Regions from separate parts of the Homo sapiens genome. Here region 2 is linked to region 1. Evidence: chromatin contacts called from ENCODE Hi-C or POLR2A ChIA-PET data. All regions are on one chromosome and are shown on one strand. Each heading gives the region's core, a stretch centred on a gene start or an enhancer-like site at or near the end of the contact. The rest is flanking DNA. Distances are from core to core; before and after follow the strand shown.

The links. Hi-C counts contacts between places; a loop is a spot of excess contacts on that map. ChIA-PET counts read pairs that join two places held with the same protein, here RNA polymerase II (POLR2A). Pooled maps may share reads with other maps.
Region 2: a map of CD8-positive, alpha-beta T cell shows a loop between it and region 1 (3-fold over the local background). The contact joins the enhancer-like site here to the promoter of TLR5 in region 1. A Hi-C loop is called at or near these places in 1 of 168 maps with a recorded cell type or tissue (CD8-positive, alpha-beta T cell), 1 of 37 single-sample maps with no recorded cell type and 7 of 50 pooled maps. POLR2A ChIA-PET finds 5 or more read pairs at or near these places in 2 of 52 experiments (PC-9 and naive thymus-derived CD4-positive, alpha-beta T cell).

What each region holds. Positions count from the first base shown.
Region 1 is chr1:223,139,736-223,145,481 of GRCh38, forward strand. TLR5 (toll like receptor 5) reads right to left here and starts at 3,513. Exons shown (of 6, transcript NM_003268.6): 1 at 3,461-3,513; 2 at 1,913-2,028. LOC124904522 (a long non-coding RNA gene) reads left to right here and starts at 3,620. Exons shown (of 2, transcript XR_007066895.1): 1 at 3,620-3,863. RefSeq lists a silencer at 3,302-3,671.
Region 2 is chr1:222,651,695-222,657,440 of GRCh38, forward strand. MIA3 (MIA SH3 domain ER export factor 3) reads left to right here. Exons shown (of 28, transcript NM_198551.4): 12 at 283-354; 13 at 534-638; 14 at 1,314-1,436; 15 at 1,534-1,645; 16 at 2,549-2,604; 17 at 2,695-2,785; 18 at 2,961-3,099. Among named protein-coding and RNA genes, the nearest start is that of MIA3, 36 kb to the left of the region's middle. RefSeq lists an enhancer at 3,278-3,517. Within about 2 kb of position 3,362, at least 10 of the 41 ENCODE cell types and tissues checked have a DNase peak (open chromatin) inside an H3K27ac peak, as active enhancers do; they include CD8-positive, alpha-beta T cell, where a contact is called at or near this core.

The sequences.
Region 1 (5,746 bases), core at 2,263-4,762:
ATAGGGGGTGCTCTGAGTTTTGAGCACCACCACTGCATTACACTCAGACTCCTCAAGGCCTCTAGGAATTGGCTCCATCTAATTTATCCAATCTGAGACTCCTTGTAACACATAACCTGTGCCTTCTACTCCAAGTTGGTGGGGCACTTCACTGTTACCTATAAGGGCTTGAATTTCAATCAAGAATCATTTATCAAACGCCTCTTATGTGCCAGACACCAAATTCGGCTCAGGGGAGCCCTATGTAAGTGAGACACAGCTCTGCTTCAGTGAGTGAGTCAAAGATCCCTTAACTCCTATGGACAATACGGAGCTTCAACAGAGGTCTATGCAAGGACCAATGGAGAACAAAGGAGAAACCCTCCAACTCTGCTCAAACACTCGGGTAGGGGCCTGCCAGGGAAGTCTTCACTGGAGAAGGTGCCATTTGAGCTGCTTCTTAAAAAATGTAGGGGATTGGTCAGCAGAGCATTTTGAGCATAGGAGAGTAGGCATAAAGTAAAGGAGGCACACAAAAAACGCATGGTCAGGCTGGGTGTGGTGGCTCACGCCTGTAATCCTAGCACTTTGGGAGGCCAAGGCAGGTGGATCACCTGAGGTCAGGAGTTCGAGACCAGCCTGGCCAACATGGTGAAATCCCATCTCTGCTAAAAATACAAAAATTAGCTGAGCATGGTGGTACGTGACTGTAGTCTCAGCTACTTGGGAGGCTGAGGCAGGAGAATTACTTAAACCCAGGAGGCAGAGGTTGCAGTGAGCCAAGATCACACAAATGCACTCCAGCCTAGGTGACAGAGTGAGACTCTGTCTCAAAAAAAAAAAAAAAGGCATGGTTAGAATGCTATAAGAAGGGCATCATGGCTGGGTGAGGAAGAGAGTGGCAGGACCCACAGCCAGAATTCCCGGAAGGCAGGAATTTGAATTGGCTCTGGGCAGCAAGTGCCTTTCATTATTCTGAGCTTCATATATCCTCATGCTTCCTTTCCTAGGCCTGGCCAAGCCCTTGATGGTCATTCTTAAGTCAAGCTGAACACCAGCTGGCTCTGTGAAGCTCTCTCTTCCTTTCCCAGTCAGTCTGCACTAGCTGTCTTCTTTGAGCTAGCAGATGCTGCCACATACTTTCGCACTTAATTGCGCTCTAATTGTTTCACAGGTGCTGGTTTTGTCTTCCTACTTAGACCTAGGAGCTTTTGGACAGCAGGGACTATGCCTCAAACTTGGGTTTGTCCCAGAGAGCGGAAGACACTATACGCTGTTGCTCTCACATTAAGGGACCAAGGCTGGGAATCACTTAAGCTTCAGAAATCTGATTGAAGCTTTGGATCTGCCTTCTGCATTCTTTTCCACAATGTTAAGAGTGAAACAAACACATCTGGATGCAGTAACTGGACATTCCAGTGCTGTCTGCTGTTTAAGTCTGTTAGTATACAGAGACAAATAAACAGGAGAGTTTTGCTTTCAACACTCAGCAGAGCCAAACTTCCTGATGCACGGGAATGAACAACGGAGGCACTGTTCTGGAAACACCGTCCTCCAGAGAGGCGCTCCCTCCTCAGAAACAACACCGAAAACCTGGCATGGCTGGTTTTGCATTCAGACAATGGCACCTACATGCTTTTTGCTTTGCTCAGAGCTGTAAATATCCAAAGAGGTGATCCTCTGCCATCATTTTGGAAGGAAGAATCAGTCAGACTGATAATTAGGGTCATACGCACAGGCATGGTCATGCTGATTGTTGAAATTTAGATTATTTTTGGCCCAGCACAGTGGCTCACACCTGTAATGCCAGCACTGTGGGAGGCCAAGACAGGCGGATCACCTGAGGTCAGGAGTTTGAGATCAGCCCGACCAACATGGTGAAACCCCATTTCTACTAAAAATACAAAAATTAGACAGGCGTAGTGGTGGGTACCTGTAATCCCAGCTACTTGGGAGGCTGAGGCAAGAGAATCGCTTGAACCCTGGAGGCAGTGGTTGCAGTCAGCCGAGATTGTGTCACTGCAGTCCAGCCTGGGCGGCAGAGTGAGACTGTCTCAAAAAAAAAATTACATATATATATATATATATATATATATATATATATATATAGAGAGAGAGAGAGAGAGAGAGAGAGAGAGAGAGAAAGAGAGAGAGAGAGATTATTTTTGTACTGCTTAGTAATTAGCTTTAGCACGGTCTCTCCTCTGGGACCTCCCCTGGAATTTCCCCACAATCCAGTAACTGAATAATTAGCATCCAGCCCCACAGAACTTCTCCCAGGGCCCTGCTCCAGGGCTTCCCTTCTGACTGGCTGTGCATGGCACACTGGGAATTGTTTTCTGCCCACAAGAACAAGGGTGAACTGAGTCAAGGAGTCCAAGAGATCTTGGACGCACTTCTCAGAATTCGGAGGGGCTGGGTAAATGCAGGAGAAAATTGATGAAACCACATTGGCCCTGCAAGAGCCTGACTGCTCCTGCACGGTAGCTACCCCTAGCATTAGCGGGGAGTCACCAATGCCTCTTCCAGGCACTGAGCAAGAGGGCGGCATTACAGATGCACTTGCCGTCCAAACAGATCATCTCATTGACTAGGTGACTGCTCAGCAACAGTATCTGAAGGACACTAGGGTTACTCTGCTTGTTTGCAGTTCACGGTGCTGGACGGATGTGTTCCCAACACTAGGTAACAACACCGCTCTCCCTCCTCCGGGAGAAAGCCGCAGCCGTCGATTCCCACCCAACAGGGCCTCAGCGCCTTCCCAGGGCAGCACCCTCACTCCTGCAACCACCAATCACCCAAGCCACAGCATGGTCCCAGACCCACCCTCGCCCCTTAGGAAATGGCTTTCCAATTGTGTTTTCACAGGAGCATGGCCACTGGGCAATGATCTTCACAGGCAGGCTTTTTTTTCCCCCTCTCAACATAAAGGCCAGCAATATTTACCACGGAGTCTTGGCCAGTGTGCACTGCCTGGTGCTGTGGGGTGGGGTGTTTAGGGCCTTTTGTTGAGCAGCTCAGTGACTTTCTGGGATTTCCATGGCCCTGCTGGAGATGGCCCTCTGTCTCCCTTTTCCAAGGAAGAAAGTGACTGGGGACAAGCCACCTGCCTCTTCCACAGGGTGGGGGCGAGAGTGACAGCGAGACAGCACAAGAAGGACCCGCTCTGTTTCAAAGCGAGGATGTGAGTGACTTCGTCTGTGCCGAGGTCTCTTCGTCTCCAACCTGCCGGGCACAGGGCACCCACATGACACGCTCACCCCGTCCCTGGGCCGAGGGACCCCACGTCTCGCGGGTGCCGCGGGGCAGAGAGCGCCGCCTAGTGAGGCGGCGCGAGTTGGACATAGACTGGAAAATAGACCCGGACAGCCCGGGAGGAGGGCGGAGAGGAGTCCGACCTCCGCAGGCAGCCGCGTCCCCGCCCCGCGCTGCCTACGACTTAGGGCCCCCGGCCCATCCCCTGCCGCTGCAGGGCGCTCACCTCTGGGACGCCTCCCCGCGCCGCCTGCGCCACGGTTGGCTCCTCCCGGACGCAAAAGCGGCGCCCTCGCTCGGGCTCCTGAAAACCTCGCGGCCCCGCCCACGGAAGGGCCCGCCCACCTGCCAGGCCACGCCCCCGTCTCGGCCACGCCGCAGCTCAGGGTTTTCTCTGAGGGCTGTGAGAGGCTAGGCCCGGGGAGAGGAGGCAGAGGTTATGCTCCGGTCTCTGCAGACTTCCACAGTGTCTATCGAGATCACACATGCCAGCATTGCCCCCTCCCATCCTCTCCTCATCGTACGGAGGAGGAAACCCAGGCCGAAGACCTGAAGTGTCCAAAAGCACAGCCAGGCCAAAGAGAAGCACCATCCCATGTTCTCCCACTCCCACTCCGGTGCTTCTTCAGGTAGGCTAAACTTCAGGCTAAAATGTGAAGATCACAGTGACACATTCCTGTCAGCAGAATCTGCTGCATATGTTTGGGAGCTGGGGTGTTTGGAAGCTCCGATTTTGTGTGGAGGACCCAAGAGAGAAGACAGACCCTTCCTGTCCTATAAGAACAGTGCTCCTCCTGCCCTAACTTCTCTTTTCCTTTTTCTAACTCCCTCTGCCTATGGGGTTTGCTGAAACTTTCAGGAAAAGGGACGTGTCAAAAGAAAGAAATGGACACCCCAGAGGCCGTGCAACCACAGGGTTAAAAGGAGGTAGCCTTATGAGAAAGCGGTGGAGTGGCTTTCTGGGGTGAAACCCAGTTCAAGGACAGAAATAGCACTGTCTTGAGTTAAGACTGGTGGTGGGGGAAGCCTGGGGGTGGGGCGCAGACTGCAGGCGGAGGAGCTCCCTGCCACCTGCCACTTGGGGTGTAATCACAGAGCAGCTGACACTCCCCACTCACTGCCTGGAGGAGCTTGGCGGTGGGATCGGGCAAGGCGGGAAAGATAGGTGTAAAACAAAGCCTGGCACTTAATTACAGTGCAAAGATCTCATTATAGAGTCTTCTCAGCTCCCCTCCTCGGCTGGCAGCTTGAAGCCTGAGTGACAAATTGCCTAGGTAGGTCTCCAAGGGCTGTATGTAGAGGGATGAAACCACCTCCCTGCCCACCCGAACCCCACTGTGGGGGCTGTGGAGAGGGAGGGGATGTTCACACTCTGGCATATGCAGGGGGCAGTGGGGAAGTCTGTAAGGGCACCTAGAAAGCAGTAAGAGCTGGGAGCCACAGTGGCCCTAGCCTGACATAAATAACACCTTGCTGGGGCAAGCCCAGTGTTCCCTCTTTTGGTAGTGGAACCGAGGGCAAGGTTGGGGACAGCTTGACGTGTGGCACTGTTTACTCTGCATCATAGGTGGATGCTGCAAGACCAGCAGGGGCCTGGCTTATCATGCAACTTTGTGAATATGTGGGAGAGAGGAGCCTTCCAGACGGTGTTATGGCCTCCCAGGAACTCCCAAAGCCCCCTCCCCAGGGTGGCATCTGGTTTTGGACACTGGTTTCTGTCACTGAGCTCCAGGGACTCATGTCACACCTGGAAGAACTTTTAGATTCTGTCTGCCTGGCCATGTCTTCCAACAGCCGAGATCATTGAGGAAGATGACAACTTCTACCTGAACAGCCAGGACAGCTTAGGGTCTTCTCACATGTGGACCTTGAAATGCACTTCTGTTATTTTTCTCCAGTATATTCAGGGGAAGGGGGCTGGTGATCAAAGCTTTTGCTGAGCAGGAACAGAAGGGTTGTCACTTGCTTTTTTCTCCACTGAAACCTAGAGTAGCAAACACATCCTCGGGGTGCTATGTGATGCTCACAGGCAGAGCCCTGCCAGAGGTTCCCGTCATTCCCATATATTAAACCTTCAATGTCTTCCCTATGAACTACAAACAAAGTTTATATTCTAGGTCAAAACCCCATCGTCTAGCCCCTGACAACTTCTCTAGGCTTGTCTGCTTCCAGCCCCAACCTCCCAGTCCCCAGCCTCAGCAGCTGCCTTCCACTTGCTTAAGGTCTTCACGCATGCTATTTCTTCTACCTGGAATACTCTTTCTCCATGACTTTGCGTAGCTCACTCCTACCCACATTTTAGTGTTCCCTGTAATGTAACTTCTTCAAAGAGAACTTCCCTAACTCTTCTAATTAAATTAGGTCCCTCCCATTATTCTTCCTCTTTATAACCTATTCTTTTCCTTCACAACTCTCATTTCAATTTATGATTTTACATGGACATGTTTATTGGTTCAAGGTCAGCCTGTCCTTCATACTTAATAGATTTAATAGACTGTAAGCCTCACGAGGG
Region 2 (5,746 bases), core at 2,112-4,611, 490 kb before region 1:
TTCAGTTTCTTTTCTTTCACCTTTTAGTCTGGTCATCTACCACATTTTATTCTAACCAGGAAGGTTGTGTATGCTGTGAAATATTTATGCCTTTGATTATTTTCCCTTACCTCTTTAAGTTCTTGATTTTTCCCGAGGGCAAAACTGAAACACCTGCTTTTACCTGAAACATAGGGGATGGCTCTGGGACATACTTTGTTGATGTTTCTTCTTCTTAGTATGTATCCCAGTGTTTCTACTAAAATCCTAATATGCATTTTGTGTTCTGTTTTTACATGGCAGATATCAGAAAACAAGAAATCTATAGAGAAGTTAAAGGATGTTATTTCAATGAATGCCTCAGAATTTTCAGAGGTAAAGCTGACTGTAATTCCTGCAGGATATTAATACTATATCATAGTTTGATTGCAGAGCAAAAATTTGATATATGCTAAAATGTGCAAAAAATGAAAACTACATGATGTTGGGTTGGAAAAGTAACTTTTTCTGGTTTTCTTTGGAATTAATTCACTAATAGGAGTGTTTTGCATTAGGTTCAGATTGCACTTAATGAAGCTAAGCTTAGTGAAGAGAAGGTGAAGTCTGAATGCCATCGGGTTCAAGAAGAAAATGCTAGGCTTAAGAAGAAAAAAGAGCAGGTAAAGGAAAGTGCGTGTCCCAGGTCATGTAAAATAGAGAACTCAGTATCATACCTCATGAATGCCTTTACTCAGATCTATTTTTAGGGTAATATATGTGCAGGATTCTGTTCTTAGATATGCAAAGTTTAAACTATGCTTCCAAAATTGAGTGTAGGTATACATTCTCTATCTGTTCTGGATTTTCTGTTCTGTACAATTTATTTTGGCTATCAGAGTGTGTAGTCTTGTTTTGTCAGACACCAATTGCTATTAACTTGAGTAGCCTCGAGTGGGTAGTAGATTGGCTTTTTAGACCCAAGAGTTAGATATTTTATAACCCTCCTTTGAGTAGTTACTGCTTCACTAGCCAAGGGAAGGTTACATGATCAGGAGTGTGGACTTGGGAGATAGTAGGATGAGCCCTTCTGTTCCTTCTGGAAGTGAATTATTTGAATTGGCTACAATTTTCTGAAGGATGCAATAAACAAGATCAATTTCCTTGATAGCTCTGATGTTCTCACTACAGCTCTGAGGGTTGGGGCCACTGTCTCCTCCCACTTAACCAAGGTCTTAGCCCATAGTGATAGGCCAAGGAGAGGCATGGTTCCTTATTTACCTGTCTCATTCATGTGGTCCTAATGTCTCCAGTGCAAAAGCCCTAACCTGTGGGAATCATGTGTTTTAACTTTGCAGTTGCAGCAGGAAATCGAAGACTGGAGTAAATTACATGCTGAGCTCAGTGAGCAAATCAAATCATTTGAGAAGTCTCAGAAAGATTTGGAAGTAGCTCTTACTCACAAGGATGATAATATTAATGTAAGTGCGTTCATGAATACAAGCTTAATTCTTGTGAATTATCAAATCTGTTGAATTAAATGGAAAGACTCTTAATGCCCTTTTACTTCTTTTCTAGGCTTTGACTAACTGCATTACACAGTTGAATCTGTTAGAGTGTGAATCTGAATCTGAGGGTCAAAATAAAGGTGGAAATGATTCAGATGAATTAGCAAATGGAGAAGTGGGAGGTAAGATCAGCCTCAAGGAGGATGGACCCCTTTTGCCTTCCTGTCTTTAAGTGCACCAGTGCTACTTTTCAGCTGGCTGCATTTCCTCTTAAGCTTTCGAGGTGTAAATACATTGGATTTGAATGTGTGTCTGTTTGCATTGGGCAGAGGTGGATTGCTAGGGTGAGGTGTAGCAGTAAGCATGCAGTGAACACTGACTTTGTTTTCACATTGAGACTAGAAGGGTGCACGGGAGCTGCACTGGTCATGTCTTACACCTCTAAGTATTGGACACATACAGTAGTAGAAACTTGTTTTTCAATTTCATGGAGATAACATTTTAAAACTTGTCATCTCAGTAGCTGTGTGGTTTTAAGGCCCACAACTGGTTTTAAGAGTACTGAGGTGGTTGGAGGCATAAACTGACTAAGGCCATGAAAGAAAACCACAACTGGTTTTGAGAGTACTGAGGTGGTTGGATCCATAAACTAAGGCCATGAGAGTGGAGGCTATAGTGTTGCAGTGTTTACTGATGAGGAAAATGTTTCTAGATGCCCTCTCTCAAGTTGGATATTGCTTGTGTAGTGGGTGTTTTAAACCACACCTGGTAGTAGATTCTGGAGGAGAATAGGAGGGAATCTTTCTGAATAAGACACTAAGCCCAGATGGAAGAAAGAGCTTTATCTCACATGTTTCTTCTTGCTCAATAATGGCATGTATAACATGTTTATTGTACAAATGGGAATTCACTTTTTCAGTCTTAAGTTTGCAGTTCTCTTAAAAGTCAGTCTAATCCTTTTCTGTTTTTGTTTGTTCTTTAAATGTTTGAACATGACAATTGTTTAGTTTTGGGTAAATCAAGAAAATATAGATTTAAAAAGCAAGGGAAGAAAAAGCAATGAAAGAAAGCCTTTTGTTTTTTAGGTGACCGGAATGAGAAGATGAAAAATCAAATTAAGCAGATGATGGATGTCTCTCGGGTATAATCGTTTTTAGAGTCCCATAATTGCCTGTGAATACTTTTACTATGCCTCACTTTTATGAATACTTGTCTCTTCTGCAATTTTTAGACACAGACTGCAATATCGGTAGTTGAAGAGGATCTAAAGCTTTTACAGCTTAAGCTAAGAGCCTCCGTGTCCACTAAATGTAACCTGGAAGGTAGGTTGCTTCTTGAGAAGAAATTGCTATATATTGGAAAGATACAAAATTGCATTAGAAAGATAAAGAGCGGCTTCCTGCTTTCATACTTCTCATTTCTCTCAGCACCAGCCCCCAACCAAGTTCTCAAGTTCTTGTGCACACATATGGAACTCAAATGTTTTATCCTTTACAGACCAGGTAAAGAAATTGGAAGATGACCGCAACTCACTACAAGCTGCCAAAGCTGGACTGGAAGATGAATGCAAAACCTTGAGGCAGAAAGTGGAGATTCTGAATGAGCTCTATCAGCAGAAGGAGATGGCTTTGCAAAAGTAAGATTATCATCATTTACTGTTAACTGTATTGTCATGTCAGTAAATAAATGTGTACTAATATAGATAATGTTATCGTTTTTCAGGATTGTACTCTTTTGCATCTGTAATTAGTATAAATTTGTCTTTCTTTCTTTCTGCTTTGTTTCTCATAAGCTGCATTTTTCTTTCCTTTCTAACCAGTAGTCAAAAACTGTTGCCTGTAACTCACTTAAGGGGGAGCAGTGTACTGGTACTGACGGTCGCTGCTGTGGGAGTGCTTCTCTTTTGAAGATCTGGCCATGCCTTGTCTGTGGCTCCGCCACTTGTTTCACTTTCCTTTCTTTGTGGTCAATTATGTAATTTCCTTTAAACAGTCTGAGGGATTTGTATGACGTGTTTTAGTAGAATAAAAACTTCAAAAAAGGAAAATTTACTTATTGAAGGTACATTTAGTTTTGGACTTCACAGAGTAAAATATTCAAACTAAACATAATTGTGGCAAAGATATTAGGAGTTTTGAATGTAGAACTATTTGGTGTGTATATTTAGATAATAATCCTCTGAAATACATATCTCAAATTTCGAGCGAGGTACCTTTTGAGAGGTATATTTTTATAGTTCAAGTTTTTTGTCCACAAAAACATCTGAATTCTCTAAAAATAGGTTATCTGTGGCAGTTGCTATTTGTGTTTGCTCTTATGTTTTACTCTTTGGTGTATATGGCAGTGTGTGAGGAGGCCTCTCTTGCTAAGCAAATTTAACTTTTTTAAATGCTTAGACTGCTACTGCTGTATGCCATTAAATATTGAAACCATACCATTAACTTTTTCTCTAATTCTTTGCTCACCAGGCAGCCAGTTTAGATTTTCCAGGTTTTGTTCAGGCCAGCTCTAAATAAATGCCTGTCCTGCTTCAGAGAGACATTCCTCATTTCATTACTTTTTAAAAAAGAGCACTTCTCTGCCTCCAATAGTAATGTGAATTACGTAAATGGCAACTGTTTTTCTTCGTGATACAGTTAACCCATTGATGTGGCAGTGTTTTATTCAACTTCCCCAAAATTCATTCAGTCTCCATGTGTGGTTTGTACTCTACTGTCCACCCCTAAAGTCACTGTGTTAATTCAGGCCCTTGTCATCTTTTATGCCAGTCCCCTAGCTAATCACGTATCTCCAGACTTTCTTTCCCTTTTTTTTTTTTTTTTTTTTTTTTGAGACAGAGTCTCACTCTGCCGCCCAGGCTGGAGTGCAGTGGCGTGGTCTCAGCTTACTGCAAGCTCCGCCTCCCAGGTTCATGCCATTCTCCTGCCTCAGTCTCCCGAGTAGCTGGGACTACAGGCGCCCGCCACCATGCCCGGCTAATTTTTTTTGTATTTTTAGTAGAGATGGGGTTTCACCTGTGTTAGCCAGGATGGTCTCAATCTCCTGACCTCGTGATCCACCCGCCTCGGCCTCCCAAAGTGCTGGGATTACAGGTGTGAGCCACCGCGCCCGGCCAAAGAATATACTTTAATGCAGGTTCAGTGAGTTTACTTTTGTATGAAAATGTCTTTAGTTTGACTCCATTTTAAAAGGATCTTTCTGCTGGTTCTGGAATTTCGATAGTTGTTTAGTATCAGCACTTTAAAGATAACCAGTTATCCTCTAGTTTTAAAGTTTCTTTGAGGAATCTATTATCATTCTTATTTTCTCTTTTCTCTTTTTTCAAATGTTTTATGCCTGCCCTAGCTGCCTTTCGTCATTTTCTTTTTGGTTTTTCAGCAGTTTTCTTGGGAGGTGCCTACATGTAGGGTTTTGTCATCACCCTTCCACCCTACCCTCCTGCTTTTTCTTTTGCATTTATACTGCTTGAGGTTATAAACATCTCTTGAGTTTGGAGCCTCTTTTTTCACATATTAATTCTATCTTATTCTCACTTGTCCTGAGAATCCAATTCAACATACTAGGATCTCCCACCCCTACCCCTCGCCCAATGCCTCCTACATTCTGAATATGCTTCATTCTGGATGTTTTCTTCTGACCTATCTTCCAATGTGCTAAAAATCTCACCTCAGTTGTCTAATCTGCTAAAATCATTGAGTTCTTTTTGGTTTCACTATTTTTCACTTTTATAGTTTCTAATCCTCTGCTGAAATGTGTAATCTTGACTTGTACTTCCTTCAATTTGTAAGGCACAATTGCTTTAAAATCTATGTGGTAATCCTATTATGTGGATCCCTTATGAGTGTGTTTCTCTGGTCTTCTAGATTGTGATTACATTGTCTTGTCTTGTGGAATGTCTGGTTGGTTTTGATGGAGTGGTGAACATTGTTTTTGAAAATTGTAGGGGAAATTTGAGGTCTAAGATGATGTTATCATCCTACATAAAAGATATGAGATTACCTCTAGCAGGTGGTCATTACTTTATTCCAGTTAGCAATTAAAATCATTCAAAAATGGCTTAGTTCCTTTAAAGGACATTGTATTTATTGCCTGTTCAATACTCCAAGTGTGCAGCTCTTTTCTGGTCTCAACCCAAAGCCTAGGGCTTTTACTAGGGGTCCTTCTCATTGGCAGCCCTGAACTCCCTCCGCTTCTTGTTTCTCTCAACCCAGGGATCTGTTGAAAGTTCTTTTCAACCTTCTTACATATCTGCATTGTCTTCAATGCATGGATGAACCTGGGGG